Linked DNA regions of Homo sapiens: region 1 is linked to region 2. A link is a loop called in an ENCODE intact Hi-C map of the cell type or tissue named here. Cell type or tissue: Caco-2. All regions are shown on one strand. Links, peaks and the distances in the headings refer to the core of each region. The heading gives the core; the rest is flanking DNA. Region 1 overlaps NXPH2 (neurexophilin 2). Region 2 holds the start of NXPH2 (neurexophilin 2).

Region 1 (8,341 bases), core at 129-8,128, 53 kb after region 2:
TGGGAACTACAATTCAAGATGAGATTTGGGTGGGGACACAGCCAAACCGTATCAGGCACTAAAGCTGTTGAGGAGAAGGAGACAGTGGGAAGCTGGATAGCTTGGGAGAATGGAACCATACATTGTAATCTATGACTTTCCAAGAAAATCTTGTGTAATAATTGGACTAATATGTATGAAAAGAAATAGAAGCAAAATCCTAATCTATTTGACCCTAGAAAATTGATTAGATTCCTAAGAGACCTTATTAAGGTTTAAGGCCATAGTGTACCAGGAGGTAGTGTAAGCCCTTAGCAAAACTTTGACTGTGTTTGCATGATTCCCGACATTTAGACTAGACGATGAAAACAGAAGTCATGAAAATACTTTGTAAGGGCACATCTGGATGTTTTACTGATGTGTGCCATTTTACTCTATAATTTTTGCTTTATTTATTATGCATAGCTTGCTGTCTACATAATGTCAAACTTTTTATCAGAGAATAAATGCATCTACATTGATGTTCTGGCAGGATTTTCATGTAGGAATTTAAAAAACTACAGGACACATTTATAAGCATTATTTATGCCTTAAGGAAGAATGTGTTTCAGGTAAAAAGCCTTCTTTTTGAATGCCACTACAGTAAGCACCCTTTTATTAAGAAAATAATAGCTAACATTTATCGAGATCTTTCTATATGACAAGTCCTATGCCAAATCATTTAAATGTCATTCTTCTTAATCCAAATAGTCCTTATCAGATACATGTTATTGTTATACATGGAAGATGGAAAACTCAGTTTTAGAAATTATATTAGTCTTCTAGGGCTGCCATAAGAAAAGCCACATATTAAGTGGCTTAAACAAACAAAAATGTATTTTCTCACAGTTCTGGATGCTGAAAGTCCAGAATCAGAGTCCTAGTAGGATTGATTTCTAGTGAAGCCTCTTTCTTTGGCTCACAAGTGGCCATCTTCTCCCTGTGTCTTCATATGATCCTCTGCATGCTCAAAGAGAGAGACAGAGGGAAGAGAGACAGACAGAGAGAGAGAGAGAGAGAGAGAGCGCACTCTGGTGTCTTCTTCTCTTAAGACCTCATTTAACCTCTTAATTATTTCCTTAAGGGCTCTGTCTTCAAACACAGTCACATTGAAGGCAAGGGCTTCAATATATGAATTTGGAGGGAACACAGTGTAGTCCATAGCAGAGACATTATGAAACTTACCCAAGGTCACATACCTAGGAAATACTGGAGCCAGGATTGGTACCCTGGCAGCCTGACACTAGAACCTCAAGCCTCCAACTACTTTATATTTTCATTCATGGAGTAATGTCTGCCTTTGTCTTCTGAAAGATTGGCAAGGTACACACACTCAGGAAAATAAGAGTTAATAAAGTGGGCTCATATTTATTTTGGTCAAATAATATGAAAACATGTCTCATTAAGCTGGATTTTATTAAAATTAAAAATGCTTGTAAAACACAGTGTCAAGAAAAGGAGAAGACAAGCTACAGACTGGGAGAAAATGTTTGCAAAAGAACCCCCCCCGCCTCACCGCCCCCCGCACCGATAAAGGACTATTATCCAGAATATACAAAGAATTTATAAAATCCAACAATAGGAAAACAACCAGATTTTAATGTGAGTCAAAGACCTTAACAGACACCTCACCAAAGAAGATATGCAGATGGTAAATAAGTATATGAAAAGATGCTTCATACCATATGTCATTAGGAAATTGCAAAAAACAAACAAACAAACAAACAAAAAACAGTGAGATACCACTACACACCTATTAGAATGGCCATAATCCAAAATGCTGACACTATATCCTGGCAAGGATGTTGAACAATAGGAATTTTCATTCGTTGCTGGGGGAATGCAAAACGGTTTAGCCACTTTGAAGGCAGTCTGGCAACCATGCTCCGTGATATTTATCCAGATAAGTTGAAAACTTATGTGCACACAAAAGCCTGAGCATGGATTCAGCTTTATCTATAATTGCCCAAACTCAGAAGCAATCAAGATGTCCTTTGATGGGTGAGTGGATAAATAAACTGTGGTACATCCAGACAATGGAATATTATTCAGTACTTTAAAAAAATGAACCATCAAGTTATGAAAAGACTTGGAAGAACCTTAAATGCATATTACTAAGTGAAAGAGCCAATCTGAAAATGCTACATTCTACTATATGATTCCAACTATATGGCATCTAGAAAATGCATGTGAAAAGATCAGTGGCTGCCTGGGGTGAGCAGGGAGGGAGGGATGAATAGAGAGAGGACAGAGGATTTTTAAGGCAGTCAAACTATTCTGTATGATACTATAATGGTGGATACATGTTACTACATGTTTGTCCAAACCCATAGAATGTACAATACCAGAAGTAAACCCTAATGTTCACTCTAATAAGTGCTGTGAGCTTCAGGTGATAATGATGTGTCAATGTAGGGTCAACTCCTGTAACAAATGTACCACTGAGGTGCAGGATGCTGACAATGGGGGAGGATGTGCATGTGTGGGAGAAACCTCTGTGCTTGCTGCTCAATTTTGCTGTAAACTCAAAACTGCTCTATAAAATAAAGCCTATTTAAAAAAAACACACACATCTCATTGACTCAACTGATAAAATTTGGCCTTTGGTGCTATGTTGGAGGGTGTGTGTGTGTGTGTGTGTGTGTGTGTGTGTGTGTGTGTTTCTTTTTTTACTTTTTTCCAAAAAGATGCAAATTAAGCAATTTAGTTCACTATAGACTGAATATTTTTAATTTCTAGAAATCCTAAGGAAAGTATAGTAACACAATTTCTGCATCTTGGTTAACAACCTAAGAGGAAATAAATCAACATTATATTAATTAAACTCTAAGTTGGCAGGCCGACCTGGTGGCTCACGCCTGTAATCCCAGCACTTTGGGAGGCTGAGGCGGGCAGATCACTTCAGGTCAGGAGTTCAAGACCAGCCTGGCCAACGTGGTGAAATCCCATCTCTACTAAAAATATGAAAAAATTAGTTGGGCACGGTGGCAGGCGCATGTAATCCCAGCTACTCAGGAGGCCGAGGCAGGCGAATTGCTTGAACCTAGGAGGTGGAGGTTGCAGTGAGCTAAGACTATGCCACTGCACTCCAGCCTGGGCAACAAAGCAGGACTCCATCTCAAAACAAAAACAAAATGAAACAAAAAGCTTCTAAGTTGGCCACGCTTTGGGAGGTGTTATGAATGCTGAAGAGAAAAAGTCAGTATGCAAAAACCTAGAATATCCAGATATAGTCAAGGAATTGCAGCACAGAGACAAATTCTTACATCCTGAAACAAGAATATAAATGGAGATAATGTGAATGACATTACTGGAACAATGATAATACTTCTTACCTATGCATTTGAAAATTCTTTACATACAGTAAATGGATTTTTTATGCAGGGGAAAATAAGCACAGGGAGACTGTCAGAGAAAGCCACTGATCACTGAAGCTGGAAAACATAATTCACCGTCAGAAGATGATTTTTAAATACAAAGAACAATTATATAAATAGTTTGGTGGGATGAATATGGGATAAACTTAAGAATAAAAATCAGTGCATCTACAATGCCAAATATTATGTAACATAAGTCTACAACATCTTTCTGTCCCAACCTTGAATTAAAACTCTGAAGAAAATGGTTTCATTCATGAAACCATGATTTTAGCTTCTGTTAATGAATGACTTGCCTTTAAGCCAAAAATTATTTATCGAATCCGACACTCATGTGAGAAATCCTAACTTTATGGATTCACCTCCTTTCTCAATCCTTCCCCAAGAAGCTCACATCTATTACAGATTGGTATAGATCTGAGTAAAATGCAATGTAAGGGAAGATCTGGGTTCAGAGGGTAGATAAATGTATGAGTTTGTCTTATCTATTTTGGAATGCAAGCTCAGTGTCCATTTAACATAAAGCATCAGCTGAAAAAGTTAAACATCAACCACTTTGTAAATATTTGTAATGAATTACTTCAATAACTGCACATTTTAAAACTCACAGAGGATTAAAGTAGTAGGATAAAGTATTCCAATAACTAACTGTCCTCCTAACTCTTCTATGAAGTAAACAATCTTTGTTTATATTTGAGACTACATTTAAAAGCAAATATAGATTTGTTTTAATCGTGCTATGTATTGGTTTATCTTTCTCACTGTTCCCATTTGTTAATGCAGAAAATACTGAGTTGTCCATAATTGTGGAGCACCAGAATAAGGGAGAGCTCAGTAGCAATCAGAGCACACAGCAAATGTCACCATTGGCATAGCCTCTTCCACTCACAGACTGATTTTCAACTGTGCGTAATGGTATTTATTGTGTATGAGTGCCTAGTTTCAAAGAGAGCATGGAGCATAAAGCATGTTGCAGAATAAGCACTCTGTTGCTGTTTGTTTAATTAACTAATTGATTAATAACATTTATCTTCTTGAGCTACTAACAGACACACATTTGGACAAAAAAACACACACATATATGCACAATTATGAGGAGTAGAGTTTCACTGTTTCGCCACATCTCCTTTGCACTGAAGCAGTCATATGTTATGAGCTACTCAGTGTCGTCAACACCCTGTGAGGCTATTCTTTTGTTAAAGGAAGAAATAATAAATAGTTCCAGGGGAAAAATGGTTAGGATGAAAAGAACAGGCATCCAGCAGTGAACAATGACCTGTTGAGCTCTGCCCCACAAAGGGATTAGGCTATTTGCATTGTTTGTAAGCACACAAGCATGCACACACACACATACAATCACCCCATTTGACAGCAGTGGTTTGGTGATCAGACCTGAGTTCATTACTTCCCATAGCCTCATCACATCCTGCAGTCTCTGAAGACATGATACTGATTGGCAGAAAACAGAGTCATGCTAAATGGATGCAACATTCCCTAAAGTTGATAGAATGTTCTGCCTACAACTGTTCCTGATAAAAGTATTGAGAAACCATGACATGCCTTTGCATGGACATGGATGGAGCTGGAACTAACACAGGAACAGAAAACCAAATACCACATGCTTTCACTTATAAGTGGGAACTAAATGATGAGAACACATGGACACATAGAGGGGAACAACACACACTGAGGCCTTTCAGAAAGTGGAGGGTAGGAGGAGGAAGAGGATCAGGAAAAATAACTAATGGATGCTAGGCTTAATACCTGGGTGATGAAATAATCTGTACAATAAATCCCCATGACACAAATGTATCTATGTAACAAACCTGCACATGTACCTCTGAACTTAAAAGTTAAAAAAAAAAAAAAGAAATTATGACCCGAATGGTTTAGGAGCAATGGTGAAATAATCCGGGGGAAGTCAGTGTCAAATACCAGTCAGCAATGGAAAATGTGCTGGGAGGAAGGCTAGGGGAGGCCAAAAAGCCTGGAATCCGTGGCAGCTCAGCTGCACCCTGCTGTCATGAAGTAACAGCTGTGAGGTGTGGGCGAGTGGGTGAGCTTCTCTCCAGCACCACCTCTGAGAAGCGGAAATAATGATACTCCACCTGCAATGGTACTGTGACAATTCCATTGAGTACCAGGGTCCTGGCAGGAGGCGAGGCCCAATAAATGTCAGTTTCCTTTTATGAAGTAAAGCCAGGGGGCCTGTGAGATGCCCACCCTAGAAAAGACTAGGGCCAGGGTTCCACATGGAGATAGAACTTGGGAAAGCAGGGCTTTAGGAAGAACCAAGACTGCTCCCCTCACAGTTGGCTTAACATAAAAACTTCACTCAGAGAAGAGTGTCCTCATGGCGTAATCATTGAGAACTAGATTTCAGGGATAGGTTTGAGCCAAATGGGCTGATTTTTTCCCCTCAAATGCCAAGTATTCTGCTAAATACACTCAACCATGATTTTTCATTCATATTCCAGTATGTATAATCTTCAATGAATTTTTTTAAAATTTCCCCCTCCTGGAACTAAATCCTCTGCCACTGCTGTTTGCTTTTCAAGGCTTCATTAAAGTTCCTTGGATGAGGGCTTTGAGCTTTGAGAAATGGACCCAGTTTGTTTGTCTGCTTGCTTGCTTGCTTGCTTGTCTGTTTGTGTTGCTTAGCTTTGCTTTAATGTGAAACCCTACAGTAAATCTCCTCAGTCTTGTTGTGGGAAAGAAAATATCTTGTCTCAAGCACTTTTTGCCTTTGCTTGCCCTGGCAATAGATATAAAATAATGTGGTACTTAACCTTTTTGTTTTTGTTCACCCAGAAAACAAGTAGACAAGGACACAGCAGGCAATAAGCAATGGCTGAAAAATCACCCAGTGCCACTCTTGACCAGATTTTGCATATGTTGAGCACTTGCAGAGGCCTGAGCTACAGAGGCCAAAGAACCTCAAAGGAAGGTGGAAAGAACTGATGTTTTTGAGTAATTGTAGGCACTTTATTTACTTTGTTTTATTCTTACAAGACCAGCCAAAATCTCTTGAGCAAAGATCACACCTTGGCAATCCATCGGCACATGCTATCAGCACCACCTTCTAAACGTTATCTAGAATATAACCACTGAACACCTCTTCCACCTACTAGCCTGGACTGGGCCTTCTTCGTTGTTCAACTGGAATCATTGCAGGAATTCCTTAACTATTGGAAGATCTCTCCTCCCACTGTCCCCTACAGTCTGCACTCAACACTGCAGTCTTAGGGATCTTCAAGCCAGTTAGATGGTGCCTCTCTTCTGCCCAGGACAGCTTCCTGTTGCTCTGGTCAGTTAGAGAAGATCCTGGCCTGGACGCTTGCCCATGCTTACTGGGTGAGTCTTCACGCTGCCCTGCCCAGGCTCCGCTCCAACCACACATACTTCCTTGATTTTCCTTCCCCCAAGCCCAGCTTTCTTCTGCTGTAGGGCATTTGCATTTGCTGTTTTCTAGGCATGGAATTCTCTTTTTCCAAAATGTGTTCAAAGCTTATTTTCTCACTTTCTGCAAGTGTGTGTTTAAATATGACCTTCTCACGGATTCCTTTCTTGACCACCTTAAATAAAAAGCAGTTCTCAGTTAGTTTCTATCCTCTTGCTCACTTTGCTCTTTACCATCAGTAGCATTCTTTAATATGTATTTGTTTATTGTTGTTCTGTCTACTTCTACTAGTGAATTTCATGAGAGAGACACTAACAGATGAGACTGACTTTCTGAGAGAAATTAATTTACCTACTTATAGCATAAGTGGAGCAGCTAGCATTCAACTCCCAGTCTGACTGTCTGTAGCCTGTGCTCTTTCTACTGAATCAAGCAACTGACTTTGAAGCAAAAATAGCCATGCTCCCGCCATTGCTATTGTAGGTCTGCAAATTCAATAAAGACAGAATACTCAAAGCACACTACACTTTCATATCTACCTGCTGCATCTAAATCCTGCAAACTTACAGGCATTATCCCACTTGCTAACAAGGTTACTCAGCCTGGGGAAGTTTAAAGCTTTATCAGTTTTAGGTTTGCCGAGAGAGAAGAAAGGTAAGAAAGCGAGGCTGAGCCTAGCAAGGGCGATTCTTTAACTCCCATAGTTTGTGTCTCTTCTGTAGCTATTAAACATAGTCTTTTTCTAAATTAGTTTTTTTCCCTACATACATCATATCTCTTCCATTGTGACTTAAAAAATAAAATAAAATGATCCTCCTGCCTACAGTTTTACCACACAGCCCTACCTCCAAATTCCTCCAGTACATCCTCCATATTGTTGTCAGGAGGGTCTTTATAAAACATGAATCTTATTATTTTGCTCCATTAAAAAAAAACAAACTTCTATAATATAAAATCATGATTTCATGACCTAGCATATAGACTCTTTCCAATTGAATTCCTGTGTTCCTCTCAGTCTTCTGGCTGGCTCAGCTTTCCCCACCTCTGGCAATTTTTTTTTTTTTCAGACGGAGTCTTGCTCTATCTCCAGCTTGGAGTGCAGTGGTGCAATCTCGGCTCACTGCAACCTCCACTTCCCGGGTTCAAGCGATTCTCCTGCCTCAGCTTCCTAAGTAGCTAGGATTACAGGTGCAGACCACCACGTCTGGCTAATTTTTGCATTTTTAGTAGAGATGGGGGTTTCACCATTTTGGTCAGGATGGTCTCGAACTCCTGACCTTGTGATCCACCCACCTCGGCCTCCCAAAGTGCTGGGATTACAGGCCTGAGCCACCACACTCAGCCCCTCTGGCAACTTTTAATTTCACAATACAAAAGTATTTAATAATGCCCTGCATGCGTCCTTCAGTTTCACATTTACACACTTTCTTCTACTGCAGGCACTCTTAAATACTACCTTCTCTGCCCTATTTCCATCTGTTTTGCATTTTGGATTATCATTAATATCTAGCATCTCTTGAGAGACTCCAATGTGTCAGGCTTTGTC
Region 2 (8,341 bases), core at 190-8,189:
AAACAACTTTGTTATTTATTTCAATAATGTGTTAAATCATGCCCTCCTCATTTACAAAGCCTGTGATAGCTGAATGGCAAACTACCAAAGTACCAAATGGAGACAGGACCTCACCTTCTGGCTCTATAAATGAGTCAGCTCAGCTCAGGCAGAGACACCAAGTCTAAATGAGGTAGTGCCTCTTGCAAAGCGGTTAGCCTCTCTCCTCTTCGAGCTGTACCTCTTCAGAAAGGGGTTCCTCTGTTTCTGCAAAACCCTTCCTATTATGTCCGTTTTGTTTCGAAAAGGTTGTCTGTAAATAAGATGCAGCCCTATCCAGGGACGCAAAGTTGGGCAAAATCAACCAATAGAGATCCTTCCAGTTTTTGAAATCCTCTTATTTGTGCTTTTGGGACAGAATAATTTACTAGAACTGGTAGAACAGGGCTCTAAGCCTTGGTAAAGAGGGAATTTTTGTAGGGATGAGGAGTGGAATGGGTGAGATATAGATTTGGATATGCAAATAGTGGTTTTGTTTTTGAGTCTGTTGCAAGGCAAAAGGAGAGTCTGAGATCAAGCAGAAATGGGATGCAGCTGGTGCATCCTTTACCATGGAACCCCCAGTCAGGCTTAGCAAGGGTTTAGGGAGGATGCATGCCCCTTGCTTGCCACTCTCCCCCCCTACAGGAAATGGAGTTGTACTGGAAAGATACCCTACCTGCAGGCTCAAGGACAACACACTCTCAAATTCACACTGGGATCCCAGAACACTCTGGAATAACCTCCCTCCCCATCTGCACAATCTTGGCACACTCAGTGAAAGGAATAGTAGGATTTTGCCCTAGTCAAAGCAATCCTCCTGCCTTTGAAACCTAGGACCAAGGCTGCTCTGCTTCAACCGCTAAGATTTAACAACCCTCCTTCATTTCTATTTTGGGGTGGGGGTGGTAAGCAGAGGAGAAGGAAACTTTTTTTTTTTTGTCCAAAAATTACAACTTAATCTGTGCTTTTTGTTGGGTTTATTTTTTAAAGCCTAGAAATCAATTGCAATTCTACTCCCTTGCTTCAACATGGTTTTCTTCTCTAAGAGCTTTGCGTTTCTAGATGTAAGAAGCATTCTCGCCTTGGGTATTCTGTCGGAGCAACTGCCTAAAGTCTCATCCTTGGAGAAGTGAATGTATCTCTCTGGACCTTAGGTTTCCCACCTGTTCAATAAAGGAGTGACGAATGACGCCCAAACTCTGATCTACCGTAAAAACAGTGCAGGTCTGTGAGCCCCATTGCCTTTGATTTTTCCACTCGAGTGTCCAGCACAAAGATAGTAAAAGGTTAAGGATCTCTCCAATGGCGAGTTGTTAACACGGAGGTCGAGGCTCACAGGCATCAGGTTTGCACCTTCGCCCGTCCGCAAAGATACCCCTCTCCAATATTTCTGAAGTCGGAGGCTGTGGTGGGGTATCCTGCCTTTATTCTGCTTCTCCAAAGCCCGGGCAGAAGGTCTGGGAGCAACTTTGTCTGTCTTCAGGACACCTAGCTGTCTATACCATCCCCAAACCGGAGTAAACCAGACATCACCTAGCTCCGTTTCTCACAGTTCTGCTCCTGGTCCCTCGAGGTCCCCATTACTCCCCAACCCCAGAAATCCTTCCAGCCGCACCAGGCGCACTTTGTACCCCTTACCCGCGGCTCTGCGAGCTTGGCGCTGCGGCAGAGTAGGGCACTCTCCCAGGGCGTCCTGGGCTCCAGCCTCACCTCCCCGCCCCAGCCTTTTCCGTTCGCAGCTCCCCACGCCCCGCCCCAGGACTCTGCAATCGCCTTCCCCTCCTAAACTCTCTGGGCGCTCTCCAGGCGGGCGCACTCTTTCTTGCAGCCACCCAGGGAGAACCTTTTCTTCCCCTCATCCCCAATCTCCCCAGCCAAAGCGAGAGCCAGTCAGTTGGCAGGGCGCTTGGCACAGTGGAGCCTCTCGGACCGGCCTTCTGCTGGGCGGGGGTGGGAGGAGGCACCCGGCCTCTCGGGGCTCTGGGGCACCGGCTGGCCAGGCGTGCTCAGCTCGGCCAGGCATCCGCCCGGCGGGATCGGATCTGGAGGGCAGCCTCGCACTGAACCCATCACCCAAGCGCCCGAGCCGCCGCCTCCCTCCCGCAGGCGCCCCACGCGCTCACCCCAAGCCCGGCCAAGCGGGAGAGTCCAAGGCGCGACTGAAGCCCCCCGCCGCGTGCCGGAGCTCGAGCTGCCCCGCAGGCTCTTTGCCGGCCCCCTCCGAGGAGGGGCGCGCGGGGGGCCGGGAGAGGCACCTCCGGTCCGCCCACCCTCCCCCTTCCCTGCCCGCCCACCCGGCCAGAGCTGCGCGGCACGGCGCAGCGCTCGGATTCCGGGAGGGAAGCGCCGCGCTGTGTCCCTGGCGTCCTCAGTCCTGCCCCGCGAAGTGGAGATGCGCGAGAGGCAGGCGAGGGCGCGCAGCTCGTGAAAAGCCGCGCCAGCCGGCACCATGCGCCTGCGGCCGCTGCCCCTCGTGGTGGTCCCTGGCTTGCTGCAGCTGGTGAGTGCCCGGCCCGCGCGCCGTCCCACACGCCGGGGACGCGTTTCGGCGGGAAAACCGCGCAGGCGGCTGACTTGGAGCCCAGCCTGGGCCTGCTTGGGAAGTGGGGTTGGGGGCGCGCGGAGGGCAAGGAGTTTTGGGTTGCCTTAGAGGTCGAAAGGGAAGAATTGAAGAACGGAATAGACGGGATCTACAGGCGACTCAGGGGCTTAGCACGGGTTGGGACTTGAGCGCTGGGGTAAAGTAGGCAGAAGGTGGCCGGGAAGTAGGTCCGGGAGAAGGAAGCGGTTTATTGATAAGCGGTCAAGGAGAGGAAGGAAAGTAAATTGATAGGATGAGAAGGGGCAGAAAGACCTTCCTCCTGTTCACAGTTTGAGAGGCTTGGTGGTGTTTATTTTTCACGTGGTGTTTTGCCCAGATGCACACAGACACTTCTCCCAAAGCACAGCATAGTGCATGCATCCTCGTTCTCAGAGCCAGGTAGTGGCGCCTTGCTGGGAGAAAACTTAGGCAAAATACGGATTTGGGGGACAGCTTGGATTTCTCTTCGTTTTCCGTCTGGCGCTAGGGACTGGGATGGGGCTTTCTGCCAGCTGGGGACACAAGATATAACTTTCATGCCCAGCTCCGCGCAGGAGCCCCCTCTCGGGCATCTCGAAGCTGTCTTTTCAGGGAGACCGCCCGCCTGGTCTGGGTGGCTCGGAGGCGCTGAGGAATAAGAAACGTATTAAAATGTGGTTTGGGGTTCGCGTTGTCACTCTCTTCTCTCTTCCCGCGAGGCGCCACGCTCTCCTCCTCCTGATATACGCCTATGTTCTATATGCATGGCTAATTATAGTTGAGGGAAAACCAAAGTAAGATCTTCAAGAAGAAACTTTTAAAGTAAAATTACAGAAGGGGAGTGCTTTGGCTGGGTCAGCATCTGTGATGGATTTCTTCTGGTCACTTAGCTCTTGCCTTGTTAGGGTGCTATTAAGAGGGCTTTCTCCTGATGCCATAGTTTCTTTGGTCCTCATACTTAAGACTTTGCCCAAGCACTTAGAAGATGACAGTCTCTTCTCTCTCGCTCGCTCTCTCTCTCGTTCTCTTTGTCTCTTTCTTTTCCTATTAGGGGGAAAATCAAGTAACTTTGAAAGTTTATGATATGTATGATATTGTTAAGGCAGAGGCACTTTGCAAGTTCTGAGGGTGGAAGGAACTCTAAAAGGTGGAGAGACCTCTGAGATGCCCGTGGTCCATGCTTGTTACGGTGGAGATTAGCTTCACCTGCACAGCGTTAACTCAGAAACTCTTCAATGGCATCAAGAAGAAAATGCAATGATATGCCCAAATATCCTTGAATGAGCCATCACATACTGGCTATCTACAATACTCCATGTTAAAATACATTTTACATCTTAGGCATTATGAATCCAAAATATATGCCACATTAATCTTTAGTATCCCTTGCTTTAAAATTTTTTAGTCTGGATTCTAATAAAAGGTGATCTAACAAAGCAGCATTTGTATGGTGTGTGTAAGGAAAAGCCTGGGGAAATCAGGTGTTTATGTGGGGTCTTCAGAATATCTTCACGAATCTTAGTTCATTAATTTTGCATTTAATAAATATGAACTGTGTATCTGCTCCGTAAGCAGTGTGATAGGCTCTTAAAGATGAGAAAATATATTTGGGCACGTGTCGGGGAAAAGTTCTTCTCCCAGCTACTATATTGGAAATGTTAGATATTTTTTTTTTCCACACCGCCATAGTCAGTAAGGAATAGGAAATACATCTTGAAGGGATTATATGCTCTCCTTAAGAGCTAGATTCTAATATTACAGCATGGACTGATGGATTTGCTTTTAAAAAAGCTTATGTCAAATTCTAATCCATTTTGGGATTGTGCTTGGGTTGTAATGTTTTTCTCCTGGAGCACTTTATCATGGTAAGTGAGGTAGGGAGCTGCAGCCCTGTTGATAAGCACACATTCCTTACGCTGCCATCCCTTCGGACAATAAAAGGCTGTTTACATTCTCCACATTCTTAGAGCTGTTGCCAGCCTTATAACACAAGGGGGTTAGAATGTGAAAGGAAAACAGAGTGGCTGAGCATATCTAAATTGAAATATTCCCCAATCCCAGCATATGCCCTACTCCAGTAGGTGTCAAAAAGGACAGATCATGATTTGCTCATTTGGATGGCTCATAGTTTTGTTCTACCTTTTTCAGCTGATATTGAACTTCTTTGTTAAATCCTAACAGCAAGGGGATAAAATATTTTCTAGATATGAAACTAGTCATTTACTTTTCTAGGAACCATATGTACTAAAAAAATCTGCCCTTTGCTGACATAAGGCTTTTTTTTTTTTTTTTTTTTTTTAATTTTTTGGTGAGGGAGGAGTGAAGTTACCTTATTGTCGAAATTGGATTTTACTTTTCTATCTGCACTGCCAGCCTGAAGAACATACTTATAAAAAATATTAAATATTTTAAAAGAATAATAGATTCATTTGGGCATATTGAACATTTAGTGATATGAAAATTACCTGTTTGTTTCTGAAAGCAGTCACAGGGAATTGAGCCCAAATAAGTCACTAACTATGGTTATATATAACATATATAATATACACGTATATATAATACAGTCACAATAACTAGAATTTTTTTACCTGTTTATGTGATATTTAAAACTTCTAAGAAAACAGTAAGCGGAATTGATAAATACTGCAAGTAGGCTAGGAAGAATGTATGTCTCTTACCTGTCCTTGCCCATTTTCCTGGCCTGTGTATAGTGCTTTTAACAGACAGGTTGCTATAGCTAATTAATGGGATTACTATTTGCAAGATTTAAATATCCATCTTGAACATATTCCTTTTTTAAAAATTCTTATTCAGCAACATACTCTTATAAAGAATATTAAGAGCATGTTATATCTTTTCTGCCACTAATGAAGAAAAAAATTAGCATTTGAAATGAATATTATATCAAAATGAGTGTTGCTTCATCATGATACAAGGTAAAGACTTCACCAGATGTCAACTGTTTACAGATTTGCATGATGATTTGTAACTGGTAATAAGTGTGATTTTTTGCCTTTAAGTAAAAAGAAGATTAAAAAAAGAATAAATTTTAATTTAAATGAATGATTAGCTAACGTTTAAGATAAAATTTAGGGCTGATTTAAAAAATCAGTTTCTTACACATTTTAACTTGTTTTACTGTGATACAATGCTGAGTTTACAAAATAAAATATTAGTTAAAAGCAATGTAAGTTGGCAAATTTTTAGAATCCTATAAAATCAGATCCTTGTGATGAAAGATGGTAAAATTTTAAGTTCATCTTTTTAGTACCACATAATTTATTAAGGGTACTTACATTAAAACTAATAATTTTAATATTTGTTTAGTCTGATGATTCTATTTATTTCTTCTTCTGTACTTACAAGAATTGATAACTCTTTACTATCTTCCATTCAAAAATGACAACTTTCCTCATACAGCCTTGATCAATAAACATCAAAATAGTATTTTCCAGTGCCGGATGAATAGTCCTCTGTTGGCTATATGACAATGTGAAGGAAAAAAAAAAAAAAACACCACTATATCATTGTTATGACTTAGAGTTGGCCGTGCATTAAAATGAACTCCTCATTATAAGCATCATTATTTTACACACTTTAAAAAATGAAAATTAAGATTAGACAATTAAATCCTTGGTTCCAGTCACCCACCTCCCAGTACAAGTTGTATTCCCTTGGTTTATTCTGGTATTATGTTATCTGGTCCAGTTGTGAATGCCTTCCATACAGAAAAATGACTGCTTGGGAAATTATTTTATTGTTTAGTTTCCGAATGGAAAAGAAAAGCTTTCTTAATCTTTGTTCTGTATTTTTTTGTAATTTTTTCTTTTTTATGGTTTTTGATTAGTAATTGTAATGCTAAATAAGGCAGAAAGCTTTTTGGAAAAATATTTTAGGGGTTTACATTGTCAGCTTAAAATGTGTAGTTCTTGCCAATCAAATGTATTAAGAAATGTTGGTTTATATAAGACACCGCCCACCTTTTATCTATTAAAGAGCTAATCAATACACCTTGAATGATTTAGTCGTTTAGTGGTAGCAATCAAAGATGAATATAAATGTGTCACAGGTTTGTGATTTTGTAAAAGCTCTAGACTGTCTCTTACCGTTTACATATTCTGTGGACTCTTTTACCTGAAGCTTTACTGGGAAAGATTTGAAAAAAGAATTATAGCTGCACACTCAAGTGCTTACAGTTAAGGCTGTGTCAGCGTTTCTGTAAAGAATCTCATTTCTATCTTAGCCATAAGCATTATTGCTGGTTAGAAGCTGGCATTTAATATCTTGATTTGGAAGTAAATTATTTCAAAACGGCTTTAAAAAATTGGTCCAAATGATTTTGAGTGCTCCCCATATGAGGTTACTGTCTAGGTATCCTTATAGTATGCAGGATGGTGATTTAACAAACTAATTTCTATATTATTGACTTTGTAACTAAATTAGCAGGCACAATCCTATGGTTTTGACTTCCACAATGGTTATAATTTAAGTTGGGATATGTTTAAATGATTTTAGATAACCTTTTCCCAGTTAACATATATATTGTACTGCCGTAAGATTTTCTAACACTATTTCGTCATAAGTATTTTTAATTATGCCAAAATCAGGTGCCCTTTTATAAGTCTTTATTTACTAATGCATTTTTTATTAGCTGTGATTTGATTAATGGTATTGATGACAACTCTATTCTTTATTTCAAAATCCTGCTAAATAAAAAAGGAATCTAAAGCAATTTACAGTATAAGTTGTGGTATAGATTTTCATATTAAAGAAAGAATTTTAAGATGTGATTGACTGAAAACTTCTATTTTATGTTATTTTTTAACTTATGAAAATCTAGATTAAAACTCTCAAACAAGTGTTTGGTTCATTATGCTGTAAGATTGGTATATAATAAGGAATTATCTTTCCTTATAGAATTACCATTAAAAATGAAATTTCCATTATTTAAGCCCAAATGCTGTAGGAAATATTTTTCTTTTTCCTAGTCAGATCATTCACAAAGATCAAATAGTTGTATCTAAAATTGCCATTCTTGTGCTCACTTCAGTAGCACGTATACTAAATTGCCATTCTAGTTAATTTTTCCTTTCTTAAATGGTAAGAGAAATGAGACATTTTATAAACTTAAACTATAATGATAATAACGCTGACTTAGATTTCCATGCACTTACATAATTTTAAGTTTCTTTCACACAATTATCACATTCTATTCTCCCAGTAAGACTAGAAGATAGAGAAGGATATTTTAAATGTTTCCATTCATGTTTTGGGAAGAACAATGAATTTCATGTCAAAAGACTTGGAGTCTATTTCTGAATCAGTCAAACATTCAACAAATATTTGTTCATTATCTGTTTTGATCCAGACTTTACACTGAGACTACAGCAAGCAGTGAGAACATAGCAGTCAACAAAATAGAGTTGGTCCAAGGGTGTGAGTGTGTGTGTATGTGTGCACATGTGCACCTGTGAGTGTGTATGTGTCTTGGGCAGTTCGTTTAACAGCCTGAGAACTTTCATCTATAAAATGAAGTCAATAATGACAAAGTAGATAAAAATTTGTTTTTAACATCTCTCCTTTTTTAATATGTTGTAACAGGGGTTCTGAATTTTTCTTCATATGATTTACATCTTTAGTTACTGTATATATATGTTACATAAAAATGTAATTGTTTTAAATATAAATTTCACATGTATTTTATGCTGTTAACCACATCACAAGTGATGTATATACTTAGAAGTAGATTTAAAACACTAC

The links. Peaks named below come from ENCODE experiments on the same cell type or tissue, not always from the same donor. Only the 100,000 strongest peaks of a DNase experiment are listed, where the experiment ranks them.
Region 1: it touches region 2 in a loop (5-fold over the local background); 4 of 110 quality-filtered maps call a loop at or near these places.

The regions. Positions count from the first base shown.
Region 1 is chr2:138,720,858-138,729,198 of GRCh38, reverse strand. All of the region lies in intron 1 of NXPH2 (neurexophilin 2), which reads left to right. Among named protein-coding and RNA genes, the nearest start is that of NXPH2, 55 kb to the left of the region's middle. In Caco-2, for the core only: no CTCF peak of the experiment used is centred there; no DNase peak of the experiment used is centred there.
Region 2 is chr2:138,774,371-138,782,711 of GRCh38, reverse strand. NXPH2 (neurexophilin 2) reads left to right here and starts at 2,322. Exons shown (of 2, transcript NM_007226.3): 1 at 2,322-2,521. The coding sequence starts at 2,471. In Caco-2, for the core only: no CTCF peak of the experiment used is centred there; a DNase peak (open chromatin) is centred at 4,501.